Regions from separate parts of the Homo sapiens genome. Here region 2 is linked to region 1. A link is a loop called in an ENCODE intact Hi-C map of the cell type or tissue named here. Cell type or tissue: natural killer cell. All regions are shown on one strand.

Evidence for each region. Peaks named below come from ENCODE experiments on the same cell type or tissue, not always from the same donor. Only the 100,000 strongest peaks of a DNase experiment are listed, where the experiment ranks them.
Region 2: it touches region 1 in a loop (14-fold over the local background); 63 of 110 quality-filtered maps call a loop at or near these places.

Annotation. Positions count from the first base shown.
Region 1 is chr7:7,591,311-7,599,310 of GRCh38, forward strand. MIOS (meiosis regulator for oocyte development) reads left to right here. Exons shown (of 13, transcript NM_019005.4): 10 at 3,670-3,822; 11 at 4,947-5,151. Among named protein-coding and RNA genes, the nearest start is that of MIOS, 28 kb to the left of the region's middle. In natural killer cell, CTCF peaks have their summits at 4,298 and 4,497; DNase peaks (open chromatin) are centred at 4,341 and 5,061; H3K27ac peaks cover 188 bases.
Region 2 is chr7:8,212,675-8,220,674 of GRCh38, forward strand. ICA1 (islet cell autoantigen 1) reads right to left here. Exons shown (of 14, transcript NM_001136020.3): 6 at 5,631-5,829. It overlaps LOC124901587 (a long non-coding RNA gene), which reads left to right. Exons shown (of 3, transcript XR_007060207.1): 2 at 1,012-1,134; 3 at 2,852-2,977. Among named protein-coding and RNA genes, the nearest start is that of ICA1, 45 kb to the right of the region's middle. RefSeq lists an enhancer at 2,265-3,464. In natural killer cell, a CTCF peak has its summit at 4,988 (motif pointing left); a DNase peak (open chromatin) is centred at 4,967.

The sequences.
Region 1 (8,000 bases):
TTTGAGACAGGGTCTCGCTCTCTCACCCAGGCTGGGGTGGATCTCAGCTCATTGCAGCCTCCAGGCTCAAGCAATCCTCCCACCTCAGCCTCCCAAGGAACTGGACCACAGGTTCACGCCACCACTCCTGGCTAATTTTTTGTATTTTTGACAGAAATGGGGTTTCACCATGTTGCCCAGGCTGGTCTCAAACTCCTGACCTCAAGTGATCTGCCCGCCCCGGCCTCCGAAAGTGTTAGGATTACAGGCATGAGCCACCACGCCCAGCCTAAATTCTGATTTTTAATGTTTAAGTAAATTTGTTTTCCTTGCAACCATCAATAAAATGTTTTCTATTATTTATATGTAGGATAATCTTTTTGGGTTTCTTCCAAGATTTTTCCTTTACCTTTGATTTTTCAGTAGTATGACCTTAATGTACCTGGTTGTGGTTCATTTTATCCTGTTTGTGGTTCACTGAGCTTCTTGGATCTGGAAGTCTGTTTTTCAGCAGATTTGGGAAGTACGGGGATATTATTTCTTTAAATATTTTTTTCTGCCTCAATCTTATTCGGTTTTTCTTCTAGGACTCTTATTACATATGTATTAAACCACTTCATAGTGTTCGTAGGTGCCTGAGGCTCTATTCTTCTTCCTTCCATGTTTTTTTTCCCACTATTCTTCAAATTGGTTAATTTTTTTTTTTTTTAAGACAGAGTCTTGCTGTGTCACGCAGGCTGGAGTGCAGTGGCACAATATTGGCTCACTGCAACCTCCACCTCCCAGGTTCAAGCATTCGAGTGATTCTCATGCCTCAGCCTCCCGAGTAGCTGGGATTACAGGCATGTGCCACCACACCTGGCTAATTTTTTGTATTTTTAGTAGGACATGGTTTCACTATGTTGGCCATGCTGATCTTAAATGCCTGTCCTCAAGTGATCTGCCCGCCTCGGCCTCCCAAAGTGCTGGGATTACAGGCGCAAGCCGCTGTGCCTGGCCCAGATTTGTTGATTCTGTTGACTTATTCCATCACCTCTGTCTGCTGTTAAACTTCCCAGGGAATTGTTCATTTCAGTTATTGTGCTTTTCAGTTACAGAATCTTAACTTTGTTACAGTTTACTTTAGCAGTCCCCAACCTTTTTGCCCCAGGGACTTTTTAGCACCAGGGGGTTGGTTTAGGGATGATTCCAGCACATTGTATTTATTGTGCACTTTATTTCTATTATTATTGCACTGTAATACATAATGAAATAATTCTACAACTCACCATAATGTAGAATCAGTGGGAGCTCTGAGGTTATTTTCCTGCAACTAGATGGTCCCATCTGGGGATGATGGGAGACATTGACAGATCATCAGGCATTAGATTCTCATAAGGAGTATGCAGCCTAGATCCCTCACATGTGCAGTTCACAGTAGGGTTCACTGTCCTATGAGAATCTAATGCCACCACTGATCTGACAGGAGGCAGAGCTCAGGCACTAATGTGAGGGATGGGGAGCAGCCGTAAATACAGATGAAGCTTTGCTTATTGCCCTGTCACTCACCTCCTGCTGTGTGACCCAGTTTGTACCAGGCTGTGGACCTGGGGGTATATTGGGGGTTGGAGCCCCCTGGTTTACATTTCTCGGTTCAGATTCCTTATCTCTTCACTAATCAAAACACTATTTTCCCAAGCCCTTCTGATTTGGTCAGACTCAATCTCTGAACTATTTTCATTACAGATCATGTTGTGGCTTGATTTTAGGCTTTATTGGAGAGGATCTAGAGAAGACTTACTGTATATGTATTGACCAAATTCTTACTTAGTTTATCCCCTTCTTGCCATATAAGGGGAAAGAATGAGATGTGAAAACATCTTATTTTTCTGTGAATTTTCTTTTTAAACCAGGGATTATATGCTACTTTGGTACTTAGTTCTGCCTACTTGGTCATAATTAGGGCTAGAGTAGACCTCTACTTTTTTAAGAAATGAAATTGTAAGCTATGTGTTTCACATGTTCTTTTAGCTAAATTTAACTCTGGTAATTAACACTGAATTTAATAGATGAAAGATATGTTGCTTCAGTTTTTGATTGGATGTCTAAAGATTATATTAGCTCTTACAGATTTTTGTTCTTTTTTTTTATAAGTAAGATATACGCCAGGTTCTCTCTGAAATTTCACTTTTCTATTGGCCCTCAAGTAGGACTGAGAAAACTAACCTTCAGATTGATGCCAAAGCATCATTGGAAGTAGAGACTTTCTCTCCTTTCTCCATTATGTAAAGTTAAGGAAGATATCCTGGACAGGGCTGAAAGTCTTCTAAGAAAACCTAAAGCGGCCGGGCACGGTGACTCATGCGTGTAATCCCAGCACTTTGGGAGGCCGAGGTGGGCAGATTACCTGAGGTCAGGAGTTCAAGACCAGCCTGGCCAACATGGTGAAACCCCATCTCTACTAAAAATACAAAAATTAGGTGGTGGCACACCCCTGTAATCCCAGCTACTCAAGCAGGAGAATTGCTTGAGCCCGGGAGGCAGAGGTTGCAGTGAGCCGAGATCGTGCCACTGCGCTCCAGCCTGGCCGACAGAGTGAGACTCTGTCTCCAAAAAAAAAAAAAAAAGAAAAAGAAAAGAAAAAAAGAAAACCTAAAGCAAGCATAGATGAAATGTGGAATGTCACAGCTGCCAGGGAAAATACAACTTTAGGAAAATTATTACTGGCAAGAACTTGAAGATCTTAATGAGAAGAACTCTAAAGTAAATTTAACTAAAACAAGGTGTTGCTTTTAACTGTGGCTACGGGCAAAAGAACTAAGAAGGTATTTGGTTTGGTTTTGCTTTTTCTTGTTCTGTTATTATTTTTAAGGCAAGAAATGTATGTTTTAATTGAAGGCAAGAGTAAGAATAGACAGGTTTAACTTACAGATAAGTAGATATATAAAAGCAGCATCTCAGTTCACCGTGCATTGCTAGATAGGAAGGACCAAGCTAACTGTTAGTTCAGATGTGACTGAGCAATTTTGGTGTGCATTTGGACTTTTTTTTTTTTTTAAATGGAGTCTCATTCTGTCACCCAGACTACAGTGCAACGGCACAATCTCAGCTCACTGCAACTTCCGCCTCCCGGTTCAGGCATCAACCTCCCAAGTAACTAGGATTATAGGCGCCTGCCACCACACCTGGCTAATTTTTGTATTTTTACTAGAGACAGGGTTTCACCATGTTGGCCAGGCTGGTCTCGAACTCCTGACGTCAAGTGATCCGCCTACCTCGGCCTTCCAAAGTGCTGAGATTACAGGCATGAGCCATCACGCCCAGCCTGTATTACATTTGGATTTGATAGTAAACAGAGTTTGTGAACCCAGAGGTTTTTAATTGCTGGGACAAAGGGTATTCGTATCACTGTTTACAACATTCAACCACGAAGTTCTATTTTCTTAAACTTAACTAAAAGGTAGAGAATTAGACTTCCCTGGGCAGGTATGATATATAAAGTACATATTTATGTCATTAGTGGAACCCAGCTTGAGATAAATTAATGGAGCTTCCATAAATTTTCTTTATTCTCATTAGGAGCCAGCTTTTGGCAAAAAAAAAAAAAAAGGCCTATTTCTTCTGTGTTACTCATACTTACATGCTACCCAGAAGTCTCTGGCCTAGCCAGGAGATTTTAAACAATTGAAATAATTCATGTTTTCGTTTTAGGGTTCACCTTTAGATGTTCTTAAAGATGAAAGGGTTCAGTACTGGATTGAGAATTATAGAAATTTATTAGATGCCTGGAGGTTTTGGCATAAACGAGCTGAATTTGATATTCACAGGAGTAAGTTGGATCCCAGTTCCAAGCCTTTAGCACAAGTAAGTACATTGTTTTGGAGAAAATCAAATTGTAACATGTTGATGTTCAATTTAATAAGTTACTATTAGCTCATTATTTTGCTTATATTGAGTTCCCATTGATGTCTTTGTCTTTTGTAGACTGAACTTTGTCCTTGATCTTCCTGTCCTTTGGTTCTGCTTCTTGCTAACAATCATCTCAGTGGCTTGAGCTTTAGTCGCAGATAGAACAAACCACAGCAGGCCTGAAGTTTTCCAGTGTATTTCCAGCCCTTTCAGATTCTAAACTATTACATTATCTTATAAATTCCACTTGTGTATTAAGTTTTTTAGCATTATTTATGTGCAGTAAGGCAGGATTTGGGTTTTTTAGACTTTAGCAGTATTACCTATATCTATATGTTTAATTACACATGGAAATTTTTTTTTAGCATTAGTTTAAAAAATGAGATTGTTGTCACATAAGGTATACCACATTAAATCACTGTGTCTTAGTTCAGATATTAAATATTATGTTATCCTCAATATGAGCACTGGATGGTGCTATTTTCTTATTTTAGGAACTTGAGAAAGTGCTTATGTTAAAACCAGAGTGTTGATAAAATAGCATTACATGGTAGTACATGTTACTAATCTATATGATAAGTGATTAAGAGCCTAGCAATTTACGGTAAAAACAAAATGAACAGCTTCTATTGCTATTATTCTAAAAATTTAACTATTTACCATTATAAGTTTGTTAACTCTCTTTGTCTTAGGAACAGCGTTTTCTTTATAAGAAAATTTTGTTCAGAAGATTATATCACTGAACTGTGGTTTAGAAGTCATATTGGGATATTTTGTAATGGCCCAGTGTGAATTCTGAAGTCATTGTTATTTCTAAAATGTTGGAGTCTAAAGTTTGAGTTCTTCCACCAATTTCAGTGGTATTAGTAAGAATATAATTAAAAAGGAAGTACCCCAAAAATGTAATTGCTAGGTATAAATTTTAAATGAAAGCTAGTCAACCTTAGCAGATCAATTTTGAAATATAAAATAAAGTTTTTTAAAAGTATTTAAAAATAATTTGTTAGGCGCACACTAAGTTATTTAGCATTCCATTATGGTTTGCATTACATTTATTTTTTCTTTCATTTGTTTTGTAGGTTTTTGTGAGTTGCAATTTCTGTGGCAAGTCAATCTCCTACAGCTGTTCAGCTGTGCCTCATCAGGGCAGAGGTTTTAGTCAGTATGGTGTGAGTGGCTCACCAACGAAATCTAAAGTCACAAGTTGTCCTGGCTGTCGAAAACCACTTCCTCGATGTGCGCTTTGTCTCATTAATATGGGAACACCAGTTTCTAGCTGTCCTGGTATGACATAATTTTACAAAATACTTTTATGAACTGAAATGATTCTTACATAATTGAGTTAATGTTGCAAATAAAATACAAACTAGCTAGAGTTATTATTTCTAAGAAAGGGCAGTTTACTAGCTTGAAGGCTTTTATGTTCCTATAATTTATGAACTATGAAAACTAAAAGCAAAATCTATATCTATTGATACTTCAGGTAATTTCACAAGTTCTGACCAATTTAAAGTTTGTGAGAAAAACTTAAATATGAAATAATCTTAATATATTACCATTTTCTTATCACTGTTTCCACTAAGAGGAGTTCGTTCAAATTTGATTATTTAAAAGTCAGTATACCCGCACCTATTAACAGATACTTTGTATTTCTAAGGATCTTTTGACATCATTAAAGCACTTTGACATTTCTTCCTTCATCTTCAAAACCTACCTATAAAATACATGAGAGAAGGGTCAGTTGCAGTGGCTCATGCCTGTAATCCCAGCTCTTTGAGAGGCCAGGGTGGAAGGATTACTTGAGCCTGGGAGTTTGAGACCAGCCTGAGCAAAATAGTGAGACCCCATCTCTATAAAAAATTTTTTTGGCCGGACATGGTGGCTCACGCCTGTAATCCCAACACTTTGGGTGGCCGAGGCTGGCAGATCACAAGGTCAGAAGATCAAGACCATCCTGGCAAACATCGTGAAACCTCGTCTCTACTAAAAATACAAAAAATTAGCCGGGCGTGGTGGCACACACCTGTAGTCCCAGCTGCTTGGGAGGCTGAGGCAGGAGAATTGCTTGAACCCGGGAGGCAGAGGTTGCAGTGAGCCAAGATCATGCCACTGCACTCCAGCCTGGGCGACAGAGCAAGACTCTGTCCTAAATTTAAAAAAAAAAAATGTTTTTAATTAAAAAATAATAATAAATAAGAAAATACATAGAGAAAGTATTAGCCTAGAAGTCAGGTCCCTTGACTTCTAGATTTTGATGCTGCTTCTGCTGTTTGTCAGTTACCTAGTAAATTTATATATATATATATATATATATATATATATATATATATATATATATATGAAGGCAATACGTAATGTTTTAAATGTACATTTTAGTTTTGATTTAAATTTTAATCAAGGATTTTTATTTTATACATTGCATACTGACCACTCTTTTATGTTACTCTGGTCCTAATAAACAGAAAATAACAATTTGGAATATATACATATACACACACACACAGTGTTCGTTTTTGTTTGTTTGTTTGTTTTGTTTTTTGAGACAGGATCTCACTCTGTCACCCAGGATAGAATGCAGTGGCATGATCTCGGCTCACGGCAACCTCTGCCTACTGCCTCCTGCCTCCTGGGCTCAGGTGATCCTCCCACCTCAGCCTCCCAAGTAGCTGGGACCATAGGGTTTCACCCTGTTGCCCTGGCTGGTCTTGAACTCCTGAACTCAAGCGATCCACCTGCCTCAGCTTCCCAAAGTGCTGGGATTACAGGCATGAGCCACCATGCCCAGCCTATATTTTTTAATGGTTAGAAATATTAAGATTATTTTTTATTCTTTATAGTAAACATATGGGAAAAAATTTTGAGAATAGTAGATAATTAAATATCTTATACCTGGTGGCTGGAATTATTCCAGCTCTTTACCTAACTTGAAAATGATACTGTGGCACAATTTTCAATTAAAATCATTTTGGGTATTTGGCACACAGGTGTAATGAATAAAGAACTGGTTAGAGTGTCAGAATGTCTGTTTTAATTCTAACTCTGTGACATGCAGTCTGTGACACTGAGAGTTACTTGCACCTTCCTCTGGACTGGAGATCCTTTCTAGTGCAGACATTTTATAATTCTATTCTGTATCGTGTTCATTTAAGTAGTCTGCTTTATCATTACATTAACATTTATGAAAGACTTGCTGGTATCATTGGCTTAGCGATTATTTTTCCATCTAGATGCTTTTTTTAAAGAAATGAAGAGAATATGTAATGTTTTAAATGTACATTTTAGTTTTGATTTAAATTTTAATCAAGGATTTTTATTTTATACATTACATACTGATCACTGTTTTATGTTAACTCTGGTCCTAATAAACAGAAAATAACAATTTGGAATATCTACAACAATGAGAGCTCGAGGTAAAATATAGCATAAATAAGACATATATGTGTATGAACTGAGATATATAGAAATAATTAAATGTAACACATCTTTTGGACCATAAGCCTCAGGAAGCTATAAGGATTATTTGCATTCTTACACCTGGGCACTCTTCCTTTTTGCTGAATACCAGTTTTTCAATCTTTTCTATTTTTGAAATAGGTAAGAAAAGAAAATAATTTTCTAGAATTTGAAGAAAAATCTTAAAACATTTGAAATTCTTTGTTATGATGACTAATATAACGAATAGCACTCAGGTTTATCAAATATTAACATTTTTCCATATTTGTTATAGAATTTTTTTCCATATTTGCTACAGAAATAATTTCTTTATATATATAATACATATTTGAACACTGATTTTACTTGATACATTAATATAATGCTGATGTGCTGAGATGAATAAATCAAAGAACCTCTTGGAGCTCTTGGTGTGCAATAAGCATAGTTAACGAATATAAAATAAGTGATATTTTCTAGAAAATAAATACTGGTCTACAATGCCTTATCTGTCATTTCAAAGTCTCTAAAAAGATCTGAAAATCCAATGCCTTTTAAAAATAAAATTACGGTAATCTCATTTGACCACAAAACCTGTTCAGAATTGATGTGAGGCTATTAAGATATTTATTTCTCTTATTTATTAGTGAATATTCATCTTTCACTACAGAAATACTAACGAGTTTGATTACAGGGTGCTT
Region 2 (8,000 bases), 620 kb after region 1:
TGGTCACAGCTGGTGTCAGCAAGGGCGGGGACGGAGTGTAGCACCATCCTGACTCTGAGGTCACGCTCCTTCCTCCTCTCCATTTCCAGTCAGGAGCAGCAGCCAGCCAGCCACCAGCTCTGCAAGTTATCTGTTTCATGCATGTTATTTTAAATGGTCTTGGCTTCACCCTAAAGCTAATTTTTGCTATTTACCAAGTTCCATGGGGAAAATCAATAAAGATGAGGCTTTCATCCAAAGCCTCATCTCATCCAATTCAGAACTGGAAGCATGGGTGTAATTGTTTGTTCCCTTCCAAGTTGTGCCATGTGAAAACAGCAGGCTTTTCCTTCGGCATTCACATACTCTAAAAAAGCAGCAACCCACGGGTGGGGTTTGGCAGCTAGAGTCAATCTACTTGAATCCACAAAAAACAGGCACCCCAGTTAAACAACCAAACCCAAACAACAGGCACACAACAAAACCTACAAATGAAAATGGCGAGTTATGAAACAAATACATTTAAGAGAGCATTAGTTTTACAAAAGAAATTCTCCTCATAAAAGAACTCAATCCACTGTATAGAATTCTAGAATTAGCAGAGGAAGAGCAGATAATGGAATAAGCCCCCTACCCTACCTCCTTTATATATGAATTAAGCAAAGTCCTGAGAGATATTAGCGCTTAAACATTTAACACTGGTTCACTGTATGGATCCAAACTGGAAATGTTCCCCATTCACTCAACACAACTCACTGGCATAGGGGGAGGTGTCCCAGCCCTACCTTAGACACTGAAGTAAAGCAGAAACTGGTTTAATCCAGAGAGCTGAATGGCCCAGGCAGAAAGGAAAGGCCTTCGTCCTACAGCCTGAGATGGTTGAGCAGTGACACTCTTGCATTACTTAGTGTCTCCAACTCTCATGGGACCTGCCCTCAATTGCTAAAAGAGCCTGACCTCTGACAAAAACCAATGATTTCAGCAGTAATTAATGATACTGTCAAATTAATTAACCCAAGTCTTTGTTCACAGGAAACCCATCCCCCATATCAATACTGCTGTTTACCAGTCCTTGACCAAGTGCCATAGACCCAAACCTTCACAATCAGGACACCGGAGCACCACTGACTGATGGCCCTAATAAGGTCCCACCGAGTAAGCCACCAACATTTGTTAATAAACCTTCTCACCACATATCCTTTGATAATATGATTAGTGCATGAACAGTCTCCAAAACCTAACACTATTTTAAATAGATACGCACCTGCAAATACCAGTGAGTATCACTCATTTCCTATAATACCTTTTAGCTATCCTTTTGAATTATGGTGATGAAACACTAGACAAATGCTGTAGGATTTCATTAGCCGTTTAATAAATGGCCCTCATTAAAACACTGGTCCGCTTGTCCTTGTCTATGAGGACTCAGACTCCTATAAATGCCCACGTATACATTTCTATACTATCTCTTTAGAGGATTCAGGACTATTTTCTTACACCTAACACAGCTTTTATCCCATTTAGAATAATTACCCTCCATCCCATTTCTGACTTTCAAGAAAAACAAGACACTTAATTGACCACAGGAGGACTCTCTCAAGGGCATTCAGGCTGCGAAAGCTCTGCAGCAAGCTCACAACTTCAGCTGATGTAATCTGCTACAAGAAGCTGACTTCTACTTTTAAATCATACCCTTTTACTCTGCCTTCAAAGAGCACATATATCACACGTTGTAACTTTGCTCATAAAATACCTCGTGGTCTTGGGGTGAATCACGCTGTCAGGAGGAACTTCCAACTGCACACAGCTCAGCCCTGCCCCTTTAAATCCATCCACCTTTTCCTATTATGTATTTGGTCTTGAGAACAGCTATGTGCAGCCACACTCTCCAGGTATCCCGTCCCTCATGGTCATATTGACAAGGAGCAGATGCCTGGCAGGGTCCTTCTTGAAGGCTGGACTCACGCTTTCCCACCTCTTTGTATTTCCACCCCCGACACAGACACTTAATAAATGCTCTTAATGTTGATGTTGAGAGCTCTGTCGTCAGGCCTCTGTGCTTCACAGGGTGCCAGAAGGAAAACAGATTGCTTTGTTTAACTTCAGGTTTTTCATTCATCATTTCAGTCATGCTCACTGTGTGCTATTTAAAAGGTTTCTTGGCAATCTGAAGACACTATGAAAAAAGCCTTGGTTGGAAGTGAAAATACACTTGAACTTGCGATTTATTTATGCTTATTCTACTTATTTCTAAAGACAATGAAGAGCTCAGCAATTAAAGTGGTGCTACCACGGAATCTGGTAGAGGTCAGAACAGCCCATTTCTCTCTGGTCTACCTCCCCCTTCATTTCATGGTTACCTTATGTCTCATCCGGGTTTGTGTAAAAGCCTCCCAGTAGTTCTCCCAGCCTCCAAGCTTAGGCCCTCGCAATCCCTTCTCCACCTTACAAAGAACACAAACCTGATCATGCCTCCTGCCTTCCCTACACCCTCCCACTACTCCGTCCCCTTAGAGCGGTGTCTTTTCTATTCCAGTCCTGTCTCCCTTTCTAACCCCATGGTCAGGGCACCCCCATCTCCACACTCACCTCACCTTCTGTGCTCTGGTTCTAAGCACGCTGCTCCTTTCCCCTAAAAGGCCTTTCGTAAATTGCTTTCTCAGCCAGGAATGCTGCTCTGTTGCTTCTACTCCTTCTACCCAGCTCTTTCCTACCCATCCTTCACATTTTGTTTAGTGCCACCTCCTCCAGGAAGCCCCTTCCAGGAGCTCCTGCAGCACCACGTGCCACCATAGACACTACTGTTCACCATGCGCCACCACAGACACTACTGTTCACCATGCTGTACTATGTTTACTTGCTCTATCCACAGATGACTGCACAAGACAAGATGGCAATGATCAATCTGCCTCCTTACTGCTGTATTCCCCTGGATGCTGCCTGAACAGGGCCCAGCTTCAATATCATTTGTTGAATGGACAAATAAATGAATGAGTGGATACTAAGGAATCCAAATAGGGAGATCACATCCATGAGGTATGAATTAGAATTTTGTCTCCACCAGAAAGTGTGAACTCAAAAAAGAGAATTTATAGCAAAATACTACTTTAGCTCAGGATTCATCCTTTAAGACGTGAAGGTGGCAGCCGGCCCCGAGGAGACTGAAACTCCCCCTCCCACAGTCACTCCTGAGGAGCCACTTGCAGCTGGATAGCTCTCCTAGATGACTCAGAAACACGTTTAGGTAACACATCCCTGGGAGAGAAATGGAGACTCTGTTTAAAATGGAATCCTACTGGGACAAAACACTAAAGCTTGCTCAAAGTTAAATGTCATGTTGTAAACTCCAAGTGAAGGGAAAACTCCACAATTTAAATTCATTCTAAAGAGGGCAGCAAGCCTCACATTAATAACGCAACTTCTTACCTGCAAAACCACATAAGTCAATTTCCAAAACATCATGAGGTCAGCTGCAAATGGCGGGAATGCCCTACAGGTTTGAGAAAACATGGGTGTGGCACTTCCAAATCAGTGCCTGGAATCTTGTCATCTGTTATGTATGTGCTCATTTGGGGTCAAGTGCTGGACTGGCCCTGGGGTGATGGCTGTGAAGATCCCCAACATGGTTTCTGTCCTTGTGGAGAGTCTGGTCTAATCAAATATACACTTGAAGACAGGCTTATTTAAAAAAAGATTCTAAGTACACCATGTTTAGCTGTTAAATTGAATCCAGCACACATGGGATTGGGGAGTAAGGCTTCAGCAACTTCTGCATGGCAAAGGATTTTTTTTTAAAAAAACATGTTTTCCAAAATCAACAGACTGATGACACCAAGGAATGGGTAATGTTTCAACACTCAAACCAAATGACGAACGGGCTTGGTTTTTATTTCGTCCTTACAGTTAGTAACCACCCCCACAAAACAAAACCAAAAAAAAAATTCCACATAAAATTCTTCTGCCTTCCAGAATAATCATATATTTATCTTTATTACCTGGCACATAGGAGGTGTTCAATAAATATTAATTGAGTGAATAAATCACAAGAGAGGAATTAGTATGAAAGGCCTTTTTCAATTTTAGGTATTCTCTCTTAGAGAAGAAAATTATGTGTATTTTGAATGATTCTGACTCTCATTTACCTCTCTGATCTTGGGCTAATTTCCTAACATGGGTATCATTTTCCTCGCTTATAAAATAAAATCGGTGTCTTGGTTATTGTGAGGAGTAAAGGAGGCAACAGATACAAATGATAAGCACTCTGCCCTGCAGGCAATTTTTTTCACCCTCTTCATTCTCCTCAACCCTCAAATAAAGTGCTAAAGACAAACCAAATTATTGGCCTGATTAGAAAGTTAGAAAACTTCAAAAGTAGCCTGGGCTCACCAGCATCTAGCTAGCAATCCTTTAAAAATGTTATTTACAATTTTGGGGCTTTGATTTTTCTCTTCTATAAGATGAGCGAGTTTCACCAGAGGATCATGAGCAGCCTTTTTAGTCCTGATTTTCTATGATTCAGAAGCCTACCTTTTGAAGAAGTCAGATGTTGCTGACACATGAAGAACATCTGCGATCAGAAATAAAATGGACCCTGCTTTCTCTTCAGAGGGAAGGGTTCTAAATCACAAACCAAGATAAAACTTGACTTTAAAGAAATCAATCTATATCTAGGTCAAGAATTGGTGACCGTATTCTTAAGGACCAGAAGGTCCCTCCTTCCCTCCACCTCTACACAGCTAACCTCCAACGCAAGTGATGGTTCTATTTGTAGCTCTGCAATAATGTACATAATAAGAAATCTAGGGATTTTAAGCAATATCACAATTACAAATGGATCATTTGAAGTGAGTAAGACAGTTGACACAATATTATGTCAAGCCTAACATTTGGCTGATTCTTTTTTCTTTCACACTCTGAAATATATCCAGGCGACCAAACAAAGAACTACCAAGATTGTACACAACAAAAATCTCGCTGCATTTTCATAAATATTCAGTGTAAGACTGCCACCTAGTGGTGTGATGTATTCTTGTATGACAAAATCAAACTGCTAAATTGACACAATTAAAAAACCAACAAGATTGTTCTTTACTGCTCACCAAATCTTTCAGTGCATATCCAAATCTTTAAGAGCATAGCCATCTCTTCAGCCACATATTTTCCTCAGAAAAATTTCTGAGGAATGCTGCATGAGTTAACCCTGCAACTAAACCCCACTGCTTCTGAACATATCGCAAAACAAAGGAGCATTATTATTCTATTAATTTTAATATGCATTAGCGATTTTAAAAGATTTCCCCAGTAGTCTGTTCTAACCTCCCAGATTCATTTGATCTAATCTTGATTTTTAGTTATGCATGAAAAGGCATTTAAATGTGACAATCTTACAAAAAGTGCACATTATAAGAAAATCTGACTTCAATTAAAAGCAGTTATGAAATCCCAGCAATTTCCAGCTGTCTCTTCTATCTTATCCTTTAGAGAATTATGTATCACATTAATTGGTATTCTGTCACATAAAAAGACACCAGCGATGATTAATTGCATCCTTGGTGCTTTTGAGTTATGTCTTCTTCACCAGAGGGATTCAAATCACACCTCATTACCTTCCAGCAGGTACCCCTTCTGCTAACCCTCATAAAACCTCCTACCTTCCTGAACTTCTCCATTTGCTTGTAGAGGTCTGGATCAAGCTCCTGAGACACGTCCTTCATCCATAATAGTGCTCCTCTATATTCCGTCCTGCACTGTTCCATGCGGTTCACCGTCAGCCAAGTATCTGAGATGGCCCGATGCCGAAAAGTCTCCACTTCTTGGTGAAATCGACACAAAGGATTTCGTAAGGCCAACCTAGACAAGAGGACAAAGCCACACTCTCAAAACTAAGCCAGTGAGCAATTTAAATCCTTGACATTCTGCCAATCTTAGACTCGTGAGTCTAGAACAGTACCTGGAATGTAGAAGATGCTCCATCAATATTTGCTGAATAATAATCGAAATGCATGTAGTTCCAACTGATTAGTCAGCCAGAGAAGATTATCCATGTACCCATCCCTTAGTTTACTGCTACTAACTGGACCACTGGCAAGCACCTCCATCCGCGTTGTTGGGGGTGGTCTTGAGCCTGGGCTGAGTGCTCATTTGAAGCTGGGGCCAATCCCGTGTTCATGGAGGATGGCCAAGGCATGACCACTGCCCATTTCTACATTTGGCCCTTTGAGGAGGAATGGAGCGTATGTGATTAGCATCTCTCCGACTAGGCCATTTTAGATCACTCTCCAAAGGCCAAGGCATCTGCTGCTCACTCCAATAGTCACAGAGGAATGAAATATGAGCAGAAGCATTTTGAAATGGTATAGGAAGGGGGACCAGCACATTTACTGAGAGGCTGTCGTGTGTTAGCACTTTCAGATAGGTTACATGATTTAATCCTTGTTAAAAAAACCTTGAGGATACTATACCAGAAATGAAAGTGATGAAGTAGGTGTAAAATTATTATAATGTTGGCTATAACATATGCCCTTTACCCAGCCAAAAAACATTTAAGGCATATTAAACTTTGGATAAAATACTTATCTTGGGGAAAAACACTGCTTCTTCCATCTCCCTACCCAAAAATGAGCAATGTCAGATGAATTATACTCTTAAAATATACTCTTCTTCATGAAGTTTCAGGGCACAGGTGCCAAAAAATGAATATTTAAATTTCAATTTAAATGCAAACTTATTTAGCTAAAGGGAACAATGGTGTCAGTGAACTGAAGTCAGCTTTTGGAAATTCCATCAACGTCTGCAATGCCTTACGTGCGTGTAGCACGGTAAGATTACAAATGGTGCAATGAACTATTTAAGAAAAAATTTCCTTTTACTATTTCCCCTAGTTTTCTTCTTCTCTGTAAAGTATTGTTTTTAAATATTGAGTACTTGTATAAGAATAACCTGCTCACACTGTCCTACCTAGATGTTGCAGATTATTTTCAAAGACATTGTTGTGCCATAAAGTAAGCTTGTTATCCCTGTTGGTTTAATTTAATACTCACCTTTCATCAAATAGAATATATGGCTGTTGCAATGACTACCAAATAAGTCTGTAAAACAAACACTGGTGTGAAGGTTTGTGTAACTGATGACTTCTACTTAAAGACATCAAGAGTCCTCAGCTATCTCCCTAACTATTCTATTCATTTCTAGATTCTTTGTTTCTCTTCCTTTGCCTAAGAATTTTTCTCACTGAAGTTAGTGATAATTATATGTTTAACACATGACAACTTACTCTATGAAATATTTTTTTAGGAATCAATTATTCTTGCAAGGTTGGAAAAGGTCCTATATGCACAGAAAGTATCTATTAAGAGGTTAAAAGTAGATCATTTTATTAGTAAAAATTTTAGTTGCTTTTTAATTTTCACTTTTTGGTTTGTCTCTATTTTAAAATTTTTCTAGAATGAATATGTATTTTTACATAGAAAAATTATAAATAATACTAAATGGTAAGATTTAAGATGATAAACAAATACCTTTCTTGGGAAATGTGTGGAGAACTACTAGAAATGGTTTCATTCAAGCATAAAAGTTGGCATTGCCCCCAAAGTCAGGGTCCAAATGTCATCAGGAAGAACCAAAATGCCCAGGAGAAGGCATCACTGAAAAACAGACACAGCAGGTCTCTTTTTTCCTCCTCTTTCTTGGGTTTTCAAAGGAACAACCATGTACCATGCTGCTGGCCTGCTCTTGGCCCACACGGAGGGAAAGCAGCAAGGAGACATTAACAGAAGAAAATGTTGGACAATTTGAGTAAGTGAAATTTCTATAGCTTGAATATTTGTGGGAACTACCTACATTCTGCCTACTACTAGTGAGTGACATTTTGGGGGTTTGTTAGTTACTGGGAGAGAAGGGAACGAGGAGGAGTGTCACTTTTCTCAGGCGCAGAGAGTGACTGTGTGCAGGGGCTCCTGCTTATTTAACATCCACCATAAAAATGAGTCACGGTTGTGTTAAAAAAAAATGCCACTCATCTA